Linked DNA regions of Homo sapiens: region 1 is linked to region 2. Evidence: read pairs that join two places in POLR2A ChIA-PET (ENCODE). Cell type or tissue: OCI-LY7. All regions are shown on one strand. Each heading gives the region's core, and the rest is flanking DNA. Links, peaks and the distances in the headings are about the cores only. Region 1 overlaps PKD1L1 (polycystin 1 like 1, transient receptor potential channel interacting). Region 2 overlaps TNS3 (tensin 3).

The links. Peaks named below come from ENCODE experiments on the same cell type or tissue, not always from the same donor. Only the 100,000 strongest peaks of a DNase experiment are listed, where the experiment ranks them.
Region 1: POLR2A ChIA-PET joins it to region 2 with 9 read pairs; 2 of 35 experiments call an interaction of 5 or more read pairs at or near these places.

The regions. Positions count from the first base shown.
Region 1 is chr7:47,844,987-47,854,790 of GRCh38, reverse strand. PKD1L1 (polycystin 1 like 1, transient receptor potential channel interacting) reads left to right here. Exons shown (of 57, transcript NM_138295.5): 31 at 1,564-1,664; 32 at 7,720-7,912; 33 at 9,713-9,796. Among named protein-coding and RNA genes, the nearest start is that of PKD1L1-AS1, 55 kb to the right of the region's middle. In OCI-LY7, for the core only: CTCF peaks have their summits at 1,721 and 1,927; no DNase peak of the experiment used is centred there.
Region 2 is chr7:47,539,417-47,549,220 of GRCh38, reverse strand. The region is part of intron 1 of TNS3 (tensin 3); the gene reads left to right. Among named protein-coding and RNA genes, the nearest start is that of TNS3, 38 kb to the left of the region's middle. In OCI-LY7, for the core only: no CTCF peak of the experiment used is centred there; a DNase peak (open chromatin) is centred at 5,330.

The DNA.
Region 1 (9,804 bases), core at 936-5,935, 310 kb before region 2:
GTTTTTAAAGCAATAATGAGGCTCATTGTTTAAAGAAATTGTTATCTATTCTGCTGTTTGGATGCTAAGCTTCCTGACTTTGGTTTTTGAGTTTGAATTCCTGCCTGTTAACATTATTAGAGTGAGAAGCATTATAATTATTAGTGATAATGCATACAGTCTCATTTAGAAATCTAATTCTTTCAGTATAGGTCTGAGCAAGATTTTTTTTTATTTTTCCAAAAGGAGAAAATGTGTTTAAATTTATATATCTAAGGAAACTTCATAAAATAATTATTTTTCTCAGGAATGTTGAGTTCATGAGATTTGTATAGGCCCCAGTTAATAAATAAATTACCTGGGAAGGTAATTGACTATTGGGAAGGTAAGTGACTATTGAAAAGATTCTTTGAAATTCTACAGCAAATGTGCTAATGGAAACCACCAGTCTGCAGAGTTCGTTGGAGGTCTGGATGGGCAGGGCCTTGATCACCTTCCTTCTCGGAGTCCCCGTGTGTTTAGTCTATGTGGCAAAGATGCTCACTGTTCTACTGCTCCTGGTTGGTTAGGTGGGCATCTCAACTAGATTAAAGGGTTCTCGTGAGCAAGGCTGTATCTTACACAGGCGCTGTCCACACAGCCCTTAGCACGCAGTTTAATCTCTGCTTATTGGCCTGACTCTCATTCTGCCAAATGAGCTAAGCATTCGATGTCTAAAAGTGGCTGTCTGCTTAGAGTTTGGATTTTAATTTAATTCTTTAAGTCACATGCAGAAAAGGTAAATCAGTTCTGAGGAATTTCTGAGTCTAACTACTAAGACTACTACTTAGTCTAGTTTTGTGCTTGCTATCTTTTATCTGCAAACAGGTTACGGTAAAGAGTTAACACAAACATGCAAACATACGTGTGGGTGCTGCAGTGCCCCTCCCTAACCACGTGTAGCCAGTGCTGTTTGTCTTATTCCTACAGACTGTGCTGGCCATTCTTGTACTTGTTTGCTACTGAAGTGTTTGTTTGGTTTTTGGTGTTTTTTTTTTTTTTTTTTGGTTTGTTTGTTTGTTTGTTTTTGAGACAGAGTTTCATTCTTGTTGCCCAGGTTGGAGTGCAATGGTGTGATCTCCGCTCACTGCAACCTCTGCCTCCCGGGTTCAAGTGATTCTCCTGCCTCAGCCTCCCGAGTAGTTGGGATTACAAGTGCGCATCACCACGCCCAGCTGATTTTGTATTTTTAAGTAGAGATGGGGTTTCACCATGTTGGTCAGGCTGGTCTCAAACTCCCAACCTCAGGTGGTCCGCCCATCTCGGCCTCCCAAAGTGCTGGGATTACAGGTGTGAGCCACCGTGCCTGGCCAAAGTGTTTGTTTTTAATGAGATGCAGGGTGAAAGTGTTATGTAGGAGTTTTTACTAAGAGACCAGGTGGTGTTGTGGAATTAAGCACATTGACCCTTTTTAGTCCCAGGCTACCTCCTTGCAGTGACAAGGATGTTTTGCACAAATTGAGTAAACTCTTGATAGAAATTTGACTAAAACCTTTGAGAGAGAAGAAAAAAATGAGAAATCCCTATTTTGTTTTTATCTCCTAGATTCTCTGAGAAACCTACTCCCTCTGATTTTCTTGTGAAGCAGATCTACTTCTGGGATGAGTCAATTGTGCAGATTTATATACCTGCTGCTTCTCAGAAAGGTCAGTGAACAGGGCGCCTTATTTTCCCTTTCTGTTTACATGATTAAAACATCCCCTATAACCTTTGTATGTATAGTGGTGTTTTTCTTTATTCATGACAAAAACATCAGAATCCTTTCTCTGCTTGCTTATAAACAAACTGCTCCACTATAGATCCCACACATGGAAACTGCCCCATGATGAGCGCCATCCTTGTGATGCAGTGGCTGGTGCTGCTCACTGCCCTACCCATCTCTTCCCAGGTGGTCTCTGGCGCCTCCTCCTGATCCTTAGGGCTCTGCTTGTGCTCAGGCTAAGTCTTTGCCTGAAGCACCCTCCTGCCTTGCTTCCCTCAAACTAACCTCTGCTGAGCTTCCCTGACCTCAGAGTTGACCCAGGACTTCTGAGACGTCTCTGTGTCTCACGTATCAATAGGGCACAGGACCCCCTCTGAAGCAGTGTGGGGGCAGAGTGTGAAGTTTGGGGCTCACCCCTTCTCCGTGGTCTGCCCCTGGTGGCTTAGGATTCTGAGCCTCAGTAACCCCTTCCCCAAAAAAGCAAGAAACTGGAGCTCAGTGGGCTGAAGTGGCACCCACAGGCAACTCACCAGACACGCGCCTTACACTGACTTCCACAGGCCCTGGCCCTGGAGAGGAGCTGGCTTCTGACTGTCAGTGAGTGCGCCAGACCCATTGTCTCTACATGTTTACTGGGATATAGTTATTTTCTTCTGAGAACCAGTATTTGTTTCTTTTAAAAATGAATCAAACTGTATTGCTCATCAAATTCAAATTCTCAATGGTATTTTTTAATGTTGCATTTCATGTGTTCTTTTTCACAGTTTTTATTGTAATTTCAAGCTGATAGAAAATTAGAAAAATACGCACAACATATACCCATATCCTTTTCCTTGAGATTCACCATTTGTTGATTTCTGCCACATTTGCCTTATCTGCATGTGTACAGGTGTGCACATGTGGGTGGGGGATGTTTTTGAGGGAGAGGACAAGCCGTTAGAGAGAAAGTTGCAGGCCCCATGACATACCACCCCTGAATACTTAAACATCTCATGAAAACAAGGGCATTCCCTACAAAACTCAGTACATTATCATAAGGAAAAGAAATCAACATTAATTCAAGAATATCTATTCTGTTATCCACATTTAAATTTTTAAAATCCCCCCAAATGCCTTCTATAGCTCTTTATATTTTTTAATCAGAAGTAGGTCAAAGTTCATGAATGCATTTTGTTGCTGTGTTTTTATATAGTCCCTTTAAAAATCTACAACACCCTCCCAATTTTTGCCTTTTTTTCAGACTTTTTTTTATGAGCTTAGGTTAGTTATTTTCTGCATGTTGTACATTCAGGAAATTGCCTGACTGTTTCCTCATGATTAAATTCAGTTCACAGATGATTGGCAGCATATTCCATAGGCGATGGTGCTAAGTTTGGTAATTTGCTTGGGGAAAGAACCTCCAATCTCTCCATTTTCCCCTTTGTGAGATGATACTTTTGAGACCACCTTAGTATCTTCTTGCCTTACAAACTGTCACCCCATGATTTTAAGGATCCATGGGTGATATAGGTACATAGAAGGCTACAAAACGGTGATTTGCTAATTCCACCATGAATTAGCTGGCATTCTTCAGTAAAGAAGAGCTTCAGTCTCTCTCTGTCTTACTCTTGCTCTCTTGTCTCTATGGTGCATGGTGTTTCTTAAAAATTCAATGTGTTAAAAAAAAAATTCAATGTGTTTAGTTCACCTCCATTATTTTACTTTTTGATGCACAAATTATTCCAGTGGGAGCTCCTCCAAGATGCTTCCTGAGGTTTTCTTGACATGACATCACAATCCTCAAGTGCTTCTTTACTTTCTGGGACACCAGCGTGTCCTGGCTTATCCTGTGTTTGGCCAGCCCTTCCTTGGAACCGGCCATGTCCTCAATGAGGCTTGGCTCATTGATGGGAAATGACATTAGAACACAAGAACTGCGCATCACATTTGCTCATTGCTATTGGGGCGTCACTGATTTAACGTCTGTGTGTGTGTGTGTATGTGTGTGTAAAATGAGTTAATCACAATGCCTTAATTCAAATCCAACACCCAGGGTTCCTTATTACTTTCTCCCATTGTGTGTTCAGATCCCCATTCTCCTACAGTGAGAATTCCAGTTGCCAAAATATGAGAACTTGAGAGCCAGTTTCCAAAGAGCAAAATTCACTTTGCTCTATCCTACAGTATACACCAAATCGTTTTAGAATTAAAGCACCTGTACCCCTAACAATCACAAACCTACCAGATAAAGTTCAATATTTCTTTCTAGATTTTTTGTTTAGTTTTGACTTTACATTCTTACATGATATATTACAGTAAGAGCACATAGTCAAAAGTTAGTTGAATTAATTATTTTCTCTGTGGGTTTTTGCTATACGTTTTATATACAGCTAGGTTCACTTTTTTGCATGTACTTAATGCTAAGCCTTACTTTTATCCTTTTTTTTTTTTTTTTTTTTGAGACAGAGTCTTGCTCTTGTTGCCCAGGCTGGAGTGCAATGGTGTGATCTCGGCTCACTGCAACCTCTGCCTCCTGGGTTCAAGCGATTCTCCTGCCTCAGCCTTGTGGGTAGCTGAGATTACAGGCATGCACCACCAGACCCAGCTAATTTTTGTATTTTTAGTAGGGACAGGGTTTCACCATGTTGGTCAGGCTGGCCTTGAACTCCTGACCTCGGGTCATCCATCCTCCTTGGCGTCCCAAAGTGCTGGGATTACAGGCGTGAGCCACGGCGCCCGTCCCCATTTTTTAACATTAATTTATGTTTTGAATTTGTGAGACATTTTTATTGTTCAGATGTCTAAAGCACATTTAAAGATGTATGTATTCAGAGCTAAATCTTTCAACAGCCTTATTCTTATACCTTGTTATCACCTAGTCCTTATAGGTAATTGTTTTCATTTGTTTCCTTTATTTTATTTTATTTCAGTAGTTTTTGGGGAACAGGTGGTTTTTGGTTACATGAATAAGTTCCTTAGTGGTGATTTGTGAGATTTTGGTGCACCCATCACCCGAGCAGTATACCCTGCACCCTATGTGTAGTCTTTTATCTCTCACCCCCTCATCCTTACCCCTAAGTCCCCAAAGTCCTATTATGTCATTCTTATGCCTTTTCATCCTGATAGCTTATCTCCCACTTATAAGTGAGAACATAAAATATTTGGTTTTCCATTCCTGAGTTACTTCACTTAGAATAATGGTCTCCAACTCCATCCAGGTTGCTGCAAATGCCATTATTTTGTTCCTTCTTATGGCTGAGTAGTATTCCATGGTGCATACATACCATATTTTCTTTATCCACTCGTAGGTTGATGGGCATTTAGGTTGGTTCTGTTGTACTAGTTTACATTCCCACAGGCAGTGTAAAAGTATTCCCTTTTCACCACATACACAACCAAAATCTATTATTTTTTGACTTTTAAAAATTATGGCCATTTTTGCAGGAGTAAGATGGTATCTCATTGTGGTTTTAATTTGCATTTCCCTATTACTTAGTGGTGTTGAGTATTTTTTAGCCATTTACATATCTTCTTTTGAGAATTGTCTGTTCAGGTCCTTGCCCACTTTTTGATGGGGTTATTTGTTTTTTCTTGCGATTTGTTTGAGTTCCTTATGAATTCTGGATACCAGTCCTTTGTCAGATGCATAGTTTGCAAATTTTTTCTCCTACTCTGTTGCTTGTCTGCTTACTCTGCTGATTATTTCTTTTGCTTTGAAGGAGCTTTTTGGTTTAACTAGGTCCTATCTATTTATTTTTGTTTTCATTGCATTTGCTTTTGGGTCTTGGTCATGAATTATTTGCCTAAGCCAATGTCTAGAAGAGTTTTTCTGATGTTATCTTTTAGAATTTTTACAGCTTCAAGTCTTAGATTTAAGTCTTTGATCCAGCTCGAGTTGATTTTTTACATAAAATGAGAGATGAGGATCCAGTTTTATTCTTCTACACGTGGCTAGCCAATTATCCCAGCACCATTTGTTGAATAGGGTGTCCTTTCCTCACTTTATGTTTTTGTTTGCTTTGTCAAAAATCAATTGGCTTTAGGTATTTGGCCTTATTTTTGGGTTCTGCATTCTGTTCCATTGGTCTACATGCCTATTTCTATGCCAGTAGCATGCTGTGTTGGTAACTATAGCCTCGTTGTATAGTTTGAAGTCTGGTAATGTGATGCCTCCAGATTTGTTCCTTTTGCTTAGTATTGCTTTGGCTATGTGATTCCATATGAATTTTAGGATTGTTTTGTCTAGTTCTGTGAAGAACAATGATTATAATTTTTTTTTTCTTTTGAGACTGGAGTTTCACTCTTGTTGCCCAGGCTGGAGTCCAATGGCACGATCTTGGCTCACCACAACCTTCACCTCCTGGGTTCAAGTGATTCTCCTGCCTCAGCCTCCTGAGTAGCTGGGATTACAGGCATGCGCCACCACACCCGGCTAATTTTGTATTTTTAGTAGAGACAGAGTTTCTCCATGTTGGTCAGGCTGGTCTCGAACTCCCGACCTCAGGTGGTCCACCTCAGCCTCCCAAAGTGCTGGGATTACAGGCGTGAGCCACTGCGCCCAGCCTCGATGATTATAATTTTATGGGAATTGTTTTCCTGATGTTTCTTTTTGGGAAAATAAGCCCATGCATACCCACATTATTTCCCCTTATTTCTTACACTCATTTGCATTGTGCTTTTCTTACTTAAATTACATATTTAGAAATCACTCCGTATGTATTTATTCATCGATATCTTTTTTTTTTAACTGCTATGTGCTTCTCCATTGTATAGATGGACCGTAGTTTATTCAGCCAGTCTCCTATGTATTCACATGGAAGACTTGTGCATATACTGTATTACATGTAGGGGGAGGAGTGTATCTTCAAGTTTAATTCCTAGATAGGCTGTTCCTGGGTCGGATGGTAAATGCCTATGTGGTTTTGGTAAGTATTGTCACGTTTACCTCCAGCAGTGTCTGAAGCTGCCTGTTTTCCCACGTCTTTGCCAAAAGGATGTATTTTCAAGCTATTGAGTTTTGCCAGTCTTATAATTGAGAAATGTTCATTTTAATATGCATTTTATATGAATTAAGTTGGGTATTTTTTCATATATTTAAAGCCATTATCCACTTTTTTTCTGTGAATTGTTCATATATGCCCACTTTTGTATTGAGTTTGTTTTTTCTTGATGTTTAAGAGCTCTTTATATGTTAGGGCTATTTTTAAAATAGTAATTTATCCACCATTTCTTGTAAGACTCTTAGATTTTGAACCATCGTTCAAAATTTATTTCTTATGTCCAGATTATAAAAGAAGTCATTCATGTGTTCCTCAGTACTTGTGCAGTTTGTTTTTGTTTTTTCTTTCATATTTAGATATCTGATTTGCTAATGTTTATTATTATTTTTTATAGCATGAGGTGCCCATATTTTTACAAAGGGCTAATGTCTAGTTGTCCCAACACCACTTATTAAAAAGTCTTGGGCAATTTTTAAATAAGTAGAATGTTAAATACTTCTGCTTCTAAATATAAAAAGTAGGCTAAACATAAAAAAAAAATGATAGGCTAAAACTCCATGGGTCATTGTGCTGTCCTTACCAGAATGGGTTTAGACCCTGGGTATACTGAAATTTCGCAGGCTGGCTGACAAACTGGCGAGGAGCAGGAAGTGGGCTTGAATGGCAGCTAAAGAAACTGACTCAACCCTCTTCCATCCCCACTAAGGTCAGGGGGTGTGGCCTGTTCAGGGTGTCAGGGGGCACTTGGAACATACGGGATGCTAGAAACACTGTTTTTCTTCCCAATTCTCTACCATTCCTCAATTCGTATCTGCATCCAGGAGCTTTGACTGGGTGGATTTAATCCAAATTTAAATGCTTCGGGGACAGGAAATGGCTAGAATTTGATGCTGTCTTTCAGTTCTTGCTCATCTGTAGTCCTTGTCCCCACCTATCTGCCTACTCTGTCTGCGTTTGAAATGGAGAATGCCTTTCTGCAAACCTCAGGTTGTACTTTTTATTTATGTTTTCTCTTTTTAGATGCCAGTGTAGGCTATTTATCCTTATTGGATGCTGACTATGACAGAAAACCTCCAAACAGATATTTAGCTAAGGCAGTGAACTATACAGTACATTTCCAGTGGATCCGATGCCTGTTTTGGGACAAGAGAGAGTGGAAATCTGAACGTTTCTCTCCACAACCAGGGACTTCTCCTGAAAAAGTGAACTGCAGGTATAGACACATTTGAGAAAGAATCTGAGATTTTTAGTAAATGACTGCCTTGTCTTCTGCATTTGGCCCAACCCCTAGAGCCTTTCCTGAACCTTGTCCATAAGAAGCTGGAGCTCTCTTGGTTTGTACAACTCTCCAGCCTGTGTCAGTTCTCTCATAGCCAGTTCGTGTGTCAGCCTTGGTTCTCCCACTCTATGGGCTCCCAAGGAGCAAGGGCTGCTTTATAGACTGTCCTCGTATTCCTCCTTCCCGTACCGACTGTCATGGAGGAGGTGTTTAGTAAGTGTCTGTTGAAGACATGAGTCGGTGGATGAGTGATAGATGAACCTGTCAGTTTTCTTATCATAGAAGTGCTGACATCCTTTGAGTACGCAGTTTGTAGTCAGGCAGGTGGGACCCTCAGCTCTCACCATGCCCCCATGTTGCCCTGAGAGTCCCTCATCTTCAGAGGACCCTCCACAGCCTGGTGGTGAAGGTGTGCTTTCTGAGGCAAGAAAAGTCTCTGCGCAAACATGAACAGCCTCCTCAGGAATTTCTGGGCATATGAGTCATGTCACTAAATTAGAAATTGTTTGTCATCTAGCTGACAGACTAACAATTCTATAAGAGGCTCAGATCATTCTTTTTTGTTGCCCTTACCTTTTCATTAGGATAAACAATTATTAGTCATATTTAGAAGCAGAAATAGTCATTTCCTTTTAAAAAACAAATAAGCCATAAGACATTATATTTTGTGATTTCCTGCTAGGAGGCAAATATATCCAGATCATACCGTAGCAGTGCAATTCATAGCCATTTATTGATTTTCTTATGTTACACTCTTAAATTTTTCTAATGCCATTGCTAGGAGCACATCCAAACTTACTGGTAATGGCCCAATATTTTGCTTCCATATTAAATTATTGATAAATGCATTAATGCAATCATTCATTCTCCATTACGTAACTACTCTCTGCTAGGCACTTTTTTATGAGCCAAGGGTACAAAAATGAATAACAGGCCAGGCGTGGTGGCTCATGCCTGTAATCTCAGCTCTTTGGGAGGCTGAGACAGGTGGATCACTTGAGGTTAGGAGTTTGAGACCAGCCTGGCCAACATAGCGAAACCCCATCTCTACTAAAAATACAAAATTAGATGGGCACACACCTGCAATCCCAGTTACTTGGGAGGCTGAGGCACAAGAATCGCTTGAACCTGGGAGGCAGAGGTTGCAGTGAGCTGAAATCACGCCACTGCATTCCAGCCTGGGCAGCAGAACAAGACTCCATCTCAAAAACAAACAAACAAAAAATTTAAAATAAATCAATAACACCTAGGACCTGCTCACAAGATAATGAGGGTGAGATAGACTTTATTTTTAAAAAAGGAGACAGTGTTTACAGTGATTGTCAGGGTAGGATATTTGTAATGCCAGGAACTGGTGCTTAGGCAGAGGAGTTGGCCAGAGCTTGACCAGCAGCACAGCTAGGCTGTGACTGGGACCCGAGAGCCTCAGGCTGCAGCCATGCTGTGGAGGGCTGTCATGAAGACCGCCATATGCTGTGGAGTCTTGCATCTCAGGACAGCCTCCATGGGAGCCATGTGCCCCAACACGCAGATGTGAAGAACTCTGGCACATCAGAAGTGTCCCTCATTTCTAACTTAGGTGTCAGGTGAATCTTTTAAACTGGGTCTTAGTCATAAAGTTATCATTATTGCACTCTTTCTTCCTTTTCTCATTCCTTTAACCAACATGCCATTACACTGTCAACAGCTGCTCTCTCCACACATTCTGTATCCTCATCCGCATTTCCCTCCTAGCTACCATCGCCTCGCGGCATTCGCTCTCCTAAGGAGAAAGCTGAAGGCCAGTTTTGAAGTGAGTGACATTTCCAAGCTACAGAGGTAAGTTC
Region 2 (9,804 bases), core at 3,257-8,256:
GCGCCTGGCCAAAAGAACTTTCATTTATTTATTTTTTAAGGGTGTAGATTCTAAAAGCTGGAGAGGGTTTTGTGCTACATTGTCATGTCCTGATTCCTGTCTTAAGAAGCTCCATTTGGTTGGCCTGTGGATGCACAGAGATGGTCAGTTCAGTGGTGGGTGGACCAGGATGGTGGGAGTGGAGACCGGGGAACTGGGCCTTTTTGGGGCTTTATTTTGCAGGGCTTGCTGACAGATTGGCTGTGTGCTGTAAGAGAAAGAGAAGGAGCCCCAAGGTTGAGACTTGACTGTGTGGGGAAGTGGTGCTATTTGTGCAGACCGAGCAGCAGGGAGGACATGTTGGGGAGAAAACTGGGAGTTCTTATTTGGAGGGTTGAAGTGAGCGGTGCTTCGGGGATGGCCCAGTGAAGGTGGGAGCAGGTGGTGCTCAGGACTCAGCAGGTCAGGGGAGAAGAAGCTTGGAGTGGTCAGGACCATCAGCCGGCAGACAGGTGGTGGGAAGGGTGACAGCCGGCCTGGGGGTGCATTCACAGGGAGGACCTGCAGGTCGGAGCCCAGGCACCCTGAAACTTAGAAGTACCCAAGGGGATAAAACCCTCCAAAGGAGGCAAAGGCAGGACCAGTGAGGTAGGGCACGGGGTCACAGCGACCAGGGAAGAAAATGCATCAGGAGATGGTGTGTTCAAATGCGGCTGGGATTGGAATAAAATGAGGGACAGGTGTCCCTTACTGGGTCTGACAGGCTATGGCTAGGTGGTGACTTATGGAAAGTTGCAGTGAGATGGGTTGAACATGGATTCTGGAGCCCATGAACCTTGGGGTAAGGGGCAGTGACTATAGTCAGCCTTTGAGGAAGGCTTCCTATAAGGGGAACAGCAGAGAGACAGGCCAGGTATGGGAAGGCTGGGTAGGCATTCAAGGAGGGTTGTGTTTTCAAAGATGGGATGTGTTACAGCAGGCTGTATGCCACTGGGAAAGTTGGCACAGGCAAGAAAAACGTGAAGGTTAGGAGCTGGAGGGACGGGGTGGGTGGTGACTCACCCCTATAATCCCAGCACTTTGGGAGGCCAAGGAGGGTGGATCACCTGAGGTCAGGAGTTCGAGGCCAGCCTGACCAACATGGTGAAACCTCAACACTACTAAAAATACAAAATTAGCCGGGTGTGATGGTGCATGCCTGTAGTCCGAGCTACTTGGGAGACTGACACAGGAGAAACGTCTGCACCTGGGAGGCAGAGGTTGCAGTGAACTGAGATCGCGCCACTGCACTCCAGCCTGGGCGACAGAGTGAGACTCCGTCAGGAGTTGGAGAATGAGAGCCAGGGTGGCTGGGGACAATGCTGGAGCCCGCTGTGCATGTGCATCTGGGTTTGGCACCTGGCAGCGATGCACATGAGCTGGTGAACTGCAGTGGTCTCCATTTTCTTCTGGGCTGAGGTTTGTTGGGAGGCTTTAGCTCCTGTGCGTGTTGCTGCACAGAGCAGCTATGCACTGATGAGAAAGGACTGTGGAGGGGTGGATGGCGGCGTAGACGTGGGGCCATGCTGAGGGCTCCTGGAAGTCTGTGACCTTGGCTTGCTGTCCCTCAGACCTTCATCTTCCCTACCTCATGCAGGGAAGATGCACAATGTGGACCTGGCCATCTGATGGAACTATAGGATTGTCCCCAGTACCTTGTGCTGGTGACTAACAGTGGACACCTAGAGGTCTGGGAGGAGCAGCTCCCGGAACCCCATTGATAAAAGTGTCTTCGTGTCCAGTGTGTGCCGCTGCCCCCTGCAATTTCAGCAATTTCAGCAATTTCAGCAGAAGCATGCCTCCAAATCTAATGTCCCCAGGGCTCCACTGAGTGCTGGTTACTCCTTCACGTCCCACCCACACTTGCCTTCCACTCCCCGACACAGGCCCCTTATCTCTCTTAATTCTTAGTCCAGTTGAAGTCAACACAATTCTTCGCTTTGCCCTCCGCCCCACTCCCACCCTTTGCTCCTGAGCCTCTGCTTACCTGTTTTGGTCAAGGCCCAGTCTACACTGGAGCCCGACACACACTGCCTCCCTCCCTCCTCACCCTGGAGGGTCCACTGCCTCCTTGGCTTTATCTTCTCTCTGCTCCCTCCTAGGCTATAAACTCGGGAATGAATGAATGGACAGATGAACCCTGCCAGTATAATTGTAAACCATCTAATCAGAAACTCAAAGGGCAGCAGATAGGAGGCCACAGCTCAGGGTGTTCCAAAGGCCCAGCCCAGGGCGTGACTGAGGGGTGTGGTAGTCAAGGGGGTGACCTTAAAACCTGGCGTCTGTCTTTGTCATTTTAGTCATTCCATCCGCAGCGCCTGTTGAGCACAGCCGTGTCTTACCAGGCGGGTGCTGAGCGCACACACTGAGAGACCGTGGTCTTGGCACACGCGTAGTTTATAGTATGAGTGGGGTATGCCGCAAGCCCATGTCTGTTCCCTGCTAGCCTGGGTGGACAGTGATGGCTGTCACTGCAGACATGGGATGAGAAGCTTCAGTGGTGAGGTGGGACTTGAACTGCCTTTTTCTTTGCTTGAATAACATTTAAAAACTTTTTTTTTTAAATAAGGAGGATAAGAGGATTGTGAGTACTATGCTGTAAGTATACTTTAGTGATATTTAAAAAAATTATAAGAGCAATACATCGAACCTTTTAGGAAGCTGAAAACAGATGTGTAGAAATTGCCACAGGCTCCCAGCCTCAGCACCTCACCGTCCTGGGCCACCTGGGGAGGGGTTTTCCTCAGGCTCTTATTCAGTGGATGTGCACAGGGCTGGGACGCAGGAAGACTGTAAGGAAGGAGCTCTCCTGCGGTGACGGCAGGTCCTGGGAGCTCAGTCCAGCTCCGGAACAGCAGTGCTGCTGTGCGGTGACTGTGTGTGAGGCCAGGGGGTGCCGGACGTGGACGCCACGTGAGACAAGTGGCTCAGGTAAGATGGTTAAGGTCTGAGCCTCAGCGCCTCATTAGAAGCTTTTGAGGTCGGTTGCAATTTGATCATCCGCTTTAGCAGATGAAGAAACTGTGGCCCAGAATAATTAATAATAAACCCGCAGGCAGTGAGTAGAGGAGTGGGGTCGGGGTCCGCCGCAGCTCTCTGGACCACCTCAGTCCAGGCCTCCTGGGGGAGGCTCCAGGCTACAGGAGAGCAGGGCACCTGCCTCTATCCCCAGATCTCATGGCTCTCTGTGCTTCTTAACCCAACTACAAATCAGAGCTCCTGGGAAGACTGTGAAGAAATATCACTGCCTAGGGTTCCCCCAAGACTGTGGAGTCCCCTGACTGTGGTGTAAGTGGTAGGGGTGGAGTTTGTGTGATGTCGGTATGTTTTTAACCAGCTCCTGCAGGGGATTTGAGGAGCAGTGTTGGCTGAGAACTGCTCAGGCTGCCCCCAGGTGGGATCCCCTAGGGCTTCATTACCCACAGTTCCAGATGTGGTCCAGTGGTCATTTTCTGATCTAAGTCAGGCAATGTTGGGGCATTTTCGGTCAGGAAGAAACTGGGGAGGTGTGAAAGGACGGGGGTCGATTAGAGAGGTTTCCGAAAGGACAGTGGTAACTGAGATGGCTATCTGTGGGTGACCCGCCTCCCACTGCCCCAGCCTTCCCATGGGAGCCCCCCAAGGGAGGGGAGACCAGGCTGGGTCCTCTTGCTGTCAGCACCCTGTTTAAGGATCTGGTGCAGGTTTTGAAGCTGAGCAGGTTGTTAAACTTCCTAGAGCCTTGGGCGCCTTGTCCACATCAAACAGTAACAGAGATTTCTATGGGAGGGGAGTGTAGAAAGCCCTCCCCTTTCGTGACCAGTGGCATGCACTACCATCTAGCTCTTCCTCAGTGTTCTAGAAGAGACCAGTCTGGCCAATATGGTGAAACCCTGTCTCTACTAAAAATACAAAAATTAGCTGGGCATGGTGGTGCATGCCTGTAGTCTCAGCTACTTGGGAGGCTGAGGCAGGAGAATCGCTTGAACCTGGGAGGTGGACGTTGCAGTGAGCCGAGATTGTGCCACACTGCACTCCAGGCGACAGAGCGAGACTCCGTCTCAAAAAAAAAAAAAAAAAAATGCCCTCTTACGCATCTCAATGTATTATCACGGAAGAGTTTAAAAGGCCAGGCACAACACCAACAACTGTGTCCTTTTTCTTTACCCCCCTGGAGGAAGTGAACATACCTCTCTCCGTTTTTAGTGTTCGAGGTGCTCAAAGTGGCAGAGTAAGTCCTAACATCGTGGATCTCCAGGCTTTTCGTACAACTAACTCTGCAGGGTTCTTCTGCTTGGAGTCAACTTGATGGTGAAGAAATGCTTGGCAAGGAGTGGAAAAGTAAATCATGATGTCCTCAGCACAGGGCACCTATTAACTAGACAGTTTCCTATGTTCTCATTTTCGGTTAGAATAGGTGGGGCAGCTCATTTGACAGGAGGAAACTGGCTTGTTGGAAGTGCTGGGATGCCTACTGATCCGTGCCTGGGTCCTGGGACACCCATTGGTAGCAGTAGGTCTGTAAGCTGGACCTGGGGACTTGGGCTTGTGGTTATTTAGCTCTGCGACCTCAGGCAGTTCTGGAAGCTATCACAGTTGGAGGCTGGAAGTCCAAGATCAAGGCTCTGGCAGATTGTCTGGTGAGGGCTGGCTCCTGGTTCATCCAAGGCACCTTCTATCTGTGTCCTCCCATGGCAGAATGGGTGAAGGGTCTTGTGGGGTCCCTTTCTTAAAGGCATTAACCCCATTCATGCAGAGTCTCCCCTCATGACCTAAGCACCTCCCAAAGGCCTCACCTCCTAATATCGTCACCTCGTGGGTGAGGATTTCAACATATGGATTTTGGAGGCACACAGAGAGCCCGTAGCTGTGGGGGTCCGTTTTACCATGAGAAAGGTGTGCTCCGTGCTTGTGAGAGGTGGAGACAGGTGGGCCCTTGTTTATCTTTTGGGCTGGGCACCCCCACCCCCGACCCATGGATAGGTGAAGGAAGGAAGATGCTCCTCTTGGCACCAGCCTCTGACTCTTCCTGCTCCTCTGAAGGGAGGGAAGGGGGCGAGATCCTACCAGGGACTTAGCTGGAGGGGGCTGGGGAGAGCCACCTTAATTTAACACTTTCTTTTGCTCTCCTGTGCACAGTCTGTAATGAAACAGCTCTGTTTTGAGCAGAGAAGAGGGAAGAAGCACCCACTGGAGGGGAATTTTGTAAGGAAAGCATTTTTTATTTACTTCTCAAAGTCAGGGGGAAGGAACTCTGTGACGAGTCAGAGCAGAGGGAAACAAATGCTGGTTTCCCCAGGGCGGGCAAAAACACCATGCAAAGGATGTCAGAAGTCACCATCTGTTTGTCAGAAGAAGCCCTGAAGTGTGGCAGTCGCAGAATGACATTTCATTGACAGCCTGCACACCCCAGGGGACTCCCATGGGTGGGGACAGGCTGCGTGCCCGGGAACTTTGTAGCCAATGGAGACGTTTTGGTTAACCTGGTGGAATAAATACACTCTCCTCTGTGGCCAGTGGACTCTCATTCATCACGTTATCTACTGAGTGTCTGTGATTTTCATGAGAAACAGTGTTGTGTAAAGGACAAAGCAGTACTGCTTTCAAGTCCTGCTTCCACCCGAGTGGGTAACTCCAGCTTTGGACCATCTTGAGGGTCAGGCACTTCACAAATGGCATCTTTGATCATTAATACCACTCTGGGAGTTGGACTCCTTGTCTCCTAGGATGTCGCTGGGTCACTAAGAGCCTGGGCGAAAGCCCCCTCACCGCAGGGACTGGAAGTCAGCTCCCCACCTCTCCAGTCTTTCAGGTGCCCCATGCACATATCCTGAGCCCCTGGGACTTGACGTACCGAAAGTCCTCTGCTGGTCTTCCCCCTCCAGCATGGCCCTGGGGAACAGGTGTGAAGATGTTTGCTGGATAGGTGAGATGCAAGTGTGCCTGAACACTTCCTGAATGTCCCAGAGGGTGAGTGCCCTGGGAGGCACACTGTTACACTGTCCCTTCTGGATTTCGGATGGAGCACAAGCTGGCTGCACAGGGAAAGAGACAAAAGGGAGGATTTTCCCAAAGTCTGTGTTTGGACAGGGCCCAGGTACAAGACCTGCCCCTAGAGACAGTGTCTGGGCCTCCTGCTGCCCAGTGACCAGTGTTCCCACCTTTGGACAAGGAGAGAGGGCCAGGCTCAATTTCTGCAGATGAGAGCTGGCAACAACTTGCTGATGTCAGAAATTCCTTAAACTGAAGGCAGTCTTTTTCAATATCAGAGGCAAAGTGCCTTTTTTTTTTTTTTTTGACAGTCTTGCACTGTTCCCCGTGGTTGGAGTGCAATGGCGTGATCTCGGCTCACTGCAACCTCTGCCTCCTGGATTCACATGATTCTCCTGCCTCAGCCTCCCAAGTAGCTGGGATTACAGGCGCCCACCACCACACCTGGCTAATTTTTTGTATCTTTAGTAGAGACGGGTTTTCACTATGTTGGCCAGACTCGTTTTGAACTCCTGACCTCGTGATCTGCCCTCCTCAGCCTCCCAAAGTGTTGGGATTACAGGTTGAGCCACCGTGCTCGGCCGTAAAGTGCTTTTAAATGTGCTTTAGGTGGCACATAGAAACTCCCTCACACTCGGACACCCTCAAGCCATGGAGCAGTGGGACTGGCCATGTCAGATTTCGTGTCGACGGGCATGTAGTGGGTAGAGGAGAGCTAGGAGTCATCTGCCCAGAGTATCTGGTGGCCCCAATTTCAGAGCACTGAGGCTAGGAATCGGGAATCAGGGCTGGATCCTGCCAGGACAGTGGCTCTGTGAGCACACGTCAGAGGGACTAAGGATTTGGACTCTCCACCCCTCACTTGGGTTGTCTGGCCAAGGTGTGGTGAGGATTTGGTTTAGATGATGCCTCTCTGCAGAAACACCCAGTGGTAATGCATATTCTCATCTCTGAATCACAGGTGGCGCTGACCATGGCTTGTCCCATCCAAGGTCATGGTCACCTTGACCCCTTGATTAGGTGGAGACTGAAGCTTTCTCTGTTGTTGACTTACTCTTTTCCCTTTTATAGTAAATAAAGGAAAGTATTTAGAGACTATGTATTCTCTCTAAAGATCAACCAGTGACAGCCTATTAGATTCTGTCTCTCCACTGCACATAACTCCCGAGTCTCCCATCCCACGACGCATGGAAGCTGAGACCTTTACGCTTCCTAATAACCTGCTCCCAGGACTCCCATTGCCTCTCTGAGACTGTCTCTGTGGTCATTTGCTTTTTTTTTTTTGAGATGGAGTCTCGCTCTGTTGCCCACACTGGAGTGCAGTGGCACAATTTCGGCTCACTGCAAGCTCCGTCTCTCAGGATCATGCCATTCTTCTGCCTCAGCCTCCCGGGTAGCTGGGACTACAGGTGCCTGCCACCATGCCCAGCTAATTTTTTTGTATTTTTAGTAGAGACAGGGTTTCACCGTGTTAGCCAGGATGGTCTCCATCTCCTGACCTTGTGATCCGCTCGCCTCAGCCTCACAAAGTGCTGGGATTACAGGCGTGAGTCACTGCGCCCGGCCTCGGTCATTTGCTTCTATCAGTAGGGACTCAAAGAGTCTTGGATTTGTATTGTATTCAATGGGTCATAATCCAATATTATCACTATTTTGATCTCCAAGTTGTTTACAGTTTGCCTGGTGGGAGCCTCTTCAGGCTGGCCCCTGTGTCTTTTTGTTAAAAAACCCATTGTTCTGTGAGCACTGTCTTACTTTCTGGCCAAAAAGAAGAGATTTCAGGCTCATTGGGGGGTGACTGTTGGTATTGGAGCCTCCGCACCCTCCAAGGACAGATCTGGGAGTATCTCTGTGTGTGTGTGCATGTGTGTGTGTGCACTGGTTCGTATACACACATTCACATCTACTTTGATTTCTAGATGTATCTACGTCTCTAGATTGGAAACTCTGAGTCACACCAATATCTGATTCCTGTCTCCCAACACAGGGCTTACTATAATGTCCCCCATTCTAGACTAGCAAGCTCCTCCCGAAGGTGCCTCCCATTTTTCTTCTCACAGATCCTTATGCTCAATCATCCTGTGCATGACCAATCTCCCGTCACCTCTCCACTGCTATGGCCGTCCTCTCCCCTGTACATTTATCTGTGTTTCTAGGGCTGTTGCCCGAGGCTGAGGTTCTCTTACCTAGAGTTTCCATGTCCACTCCTGCTTTCTCCCGAGTGTCCTCCCAGGACTGCCAGGGGTCCTCCAGGATGAACATACACCTGTGATGCTTTTTCCTTTTTGCCAGTTAGAGCCCCCTGTGACGTTGGAGTCCAGCCCAGCTCGGTACTGGGGCCTCCTTCCTTGTGACTGCTTTGTGCAATCCTGCTCACCACCCTGTACTTGCTTCTTGAGCCCTGTCTACCCTCAGTGTCCCAACACAGCTGTGCATTAGCCACCCAGCCTTTGGCCAGTTCACCAAAAATACGGCGCTTTACCACCCTTGCCTCTCCTCACCTCTTTTCCTGTCTGGAAAGTGTCTGCTTCTGCTTCAAGTCACAGGCCATTCATGGAGTTCTTCCCATGATCTGTGGACTCCGTGCCCCCTCCTAACACTGCGTGTAGATCGTCCCTCTGGGAGGGGCGGGGTGAGCCAGCCGCTGTATTTCCTCTGACATCGAGCACACACGTTGCTCACGTATCTGTGGGTGAATGCATGATCGTGTGAGGGAATGGACTCATAGGAGCAGCCTCCAGTTTCCAGTGACAAAACGGGCACGAGTGGCCCCTCAGCTCTCCCCCAGGGAACCTTGTACTTGGTGTTAAAGTCTGACTCATGGAGGGGCTCATGTCCCTAGTTCCAGCTGGGTTTCCAACCCAGGTTGAGATGTAGCCTCTCTTCCTGATGGCTGGTTTGCTGATGTCTGCCTTAGCCGTCTGGAATTCATCCTCCCTGGGAAGAACCTCATTTTGTTCCTGGGAAGAACCTCATTTTGTTCCTGGGAAGAACCTTGTTTTGTTCCTGGGAAGAACCTCATTTTGTTCCTGGGAAGAACCTCGTTTTGTTCCTGGGAAGAACCTTGTTTTGTTCCTGGGAACCAAGTGCAGTCAGAAGCTAGGGTGAGACAACCTGGCGAGTAAAAAGCACAGAGGATTGTGGCAAAGCACGAAGAAAATTGGAAGCTGGGCAGCAGCACAGAGCTCACTGTGGCTTTAAGATGGAGTGAGGCCAGTCTGCCACCCAAGTTTTGAGGTGAGGGTCTGTGCCTGGAGGAGTCTGTGCCCTGGCTTCTGAGTCCCTTCGCATCCCCAGACCCTCAGCTACAGCTTACTTCTGGGAGGACTCAGAAGGGTGTGGTCTGAGACAGGCAGTGAACACCGGTGTTGATGTGGTGGAAATACAGCAAAGGAGAATGTTTTCATTCCTGCACCAGTGTTTATTGCTCCTGCTTGGTGCTGTGTGTGGAAAATCCCAGACAAGGTTAGGACTTCCTATTGGAGGTACAAGACTTATGACCACACTAGAGGGTCAGGGCCCCAACCATCCTTGAGTGGCTCAGCCATGGAGGATGATTAACCAGTCTGGGAGGTCAGATGGGGGGCGGATCTTCAACTGAGCCCAGGACAGCGGTTTTCAGCCAGAAAGGAGAATGGGAAACTGCCTTGGGAGAAGCCCCAAGTGAGCCCAAGGGCGCAGAGCAGAAGGACCCTGGAGTGTAAGAGCCTAGATTGCAAGCCTGGCAGGAGGAGGTCAGAGTCGGGGGCAGGGAGAGGGGCTGGAGAGGCGGCCTGCTGATGAATGCGGATTCGCCTTAGGATTGAGCACTGTTTC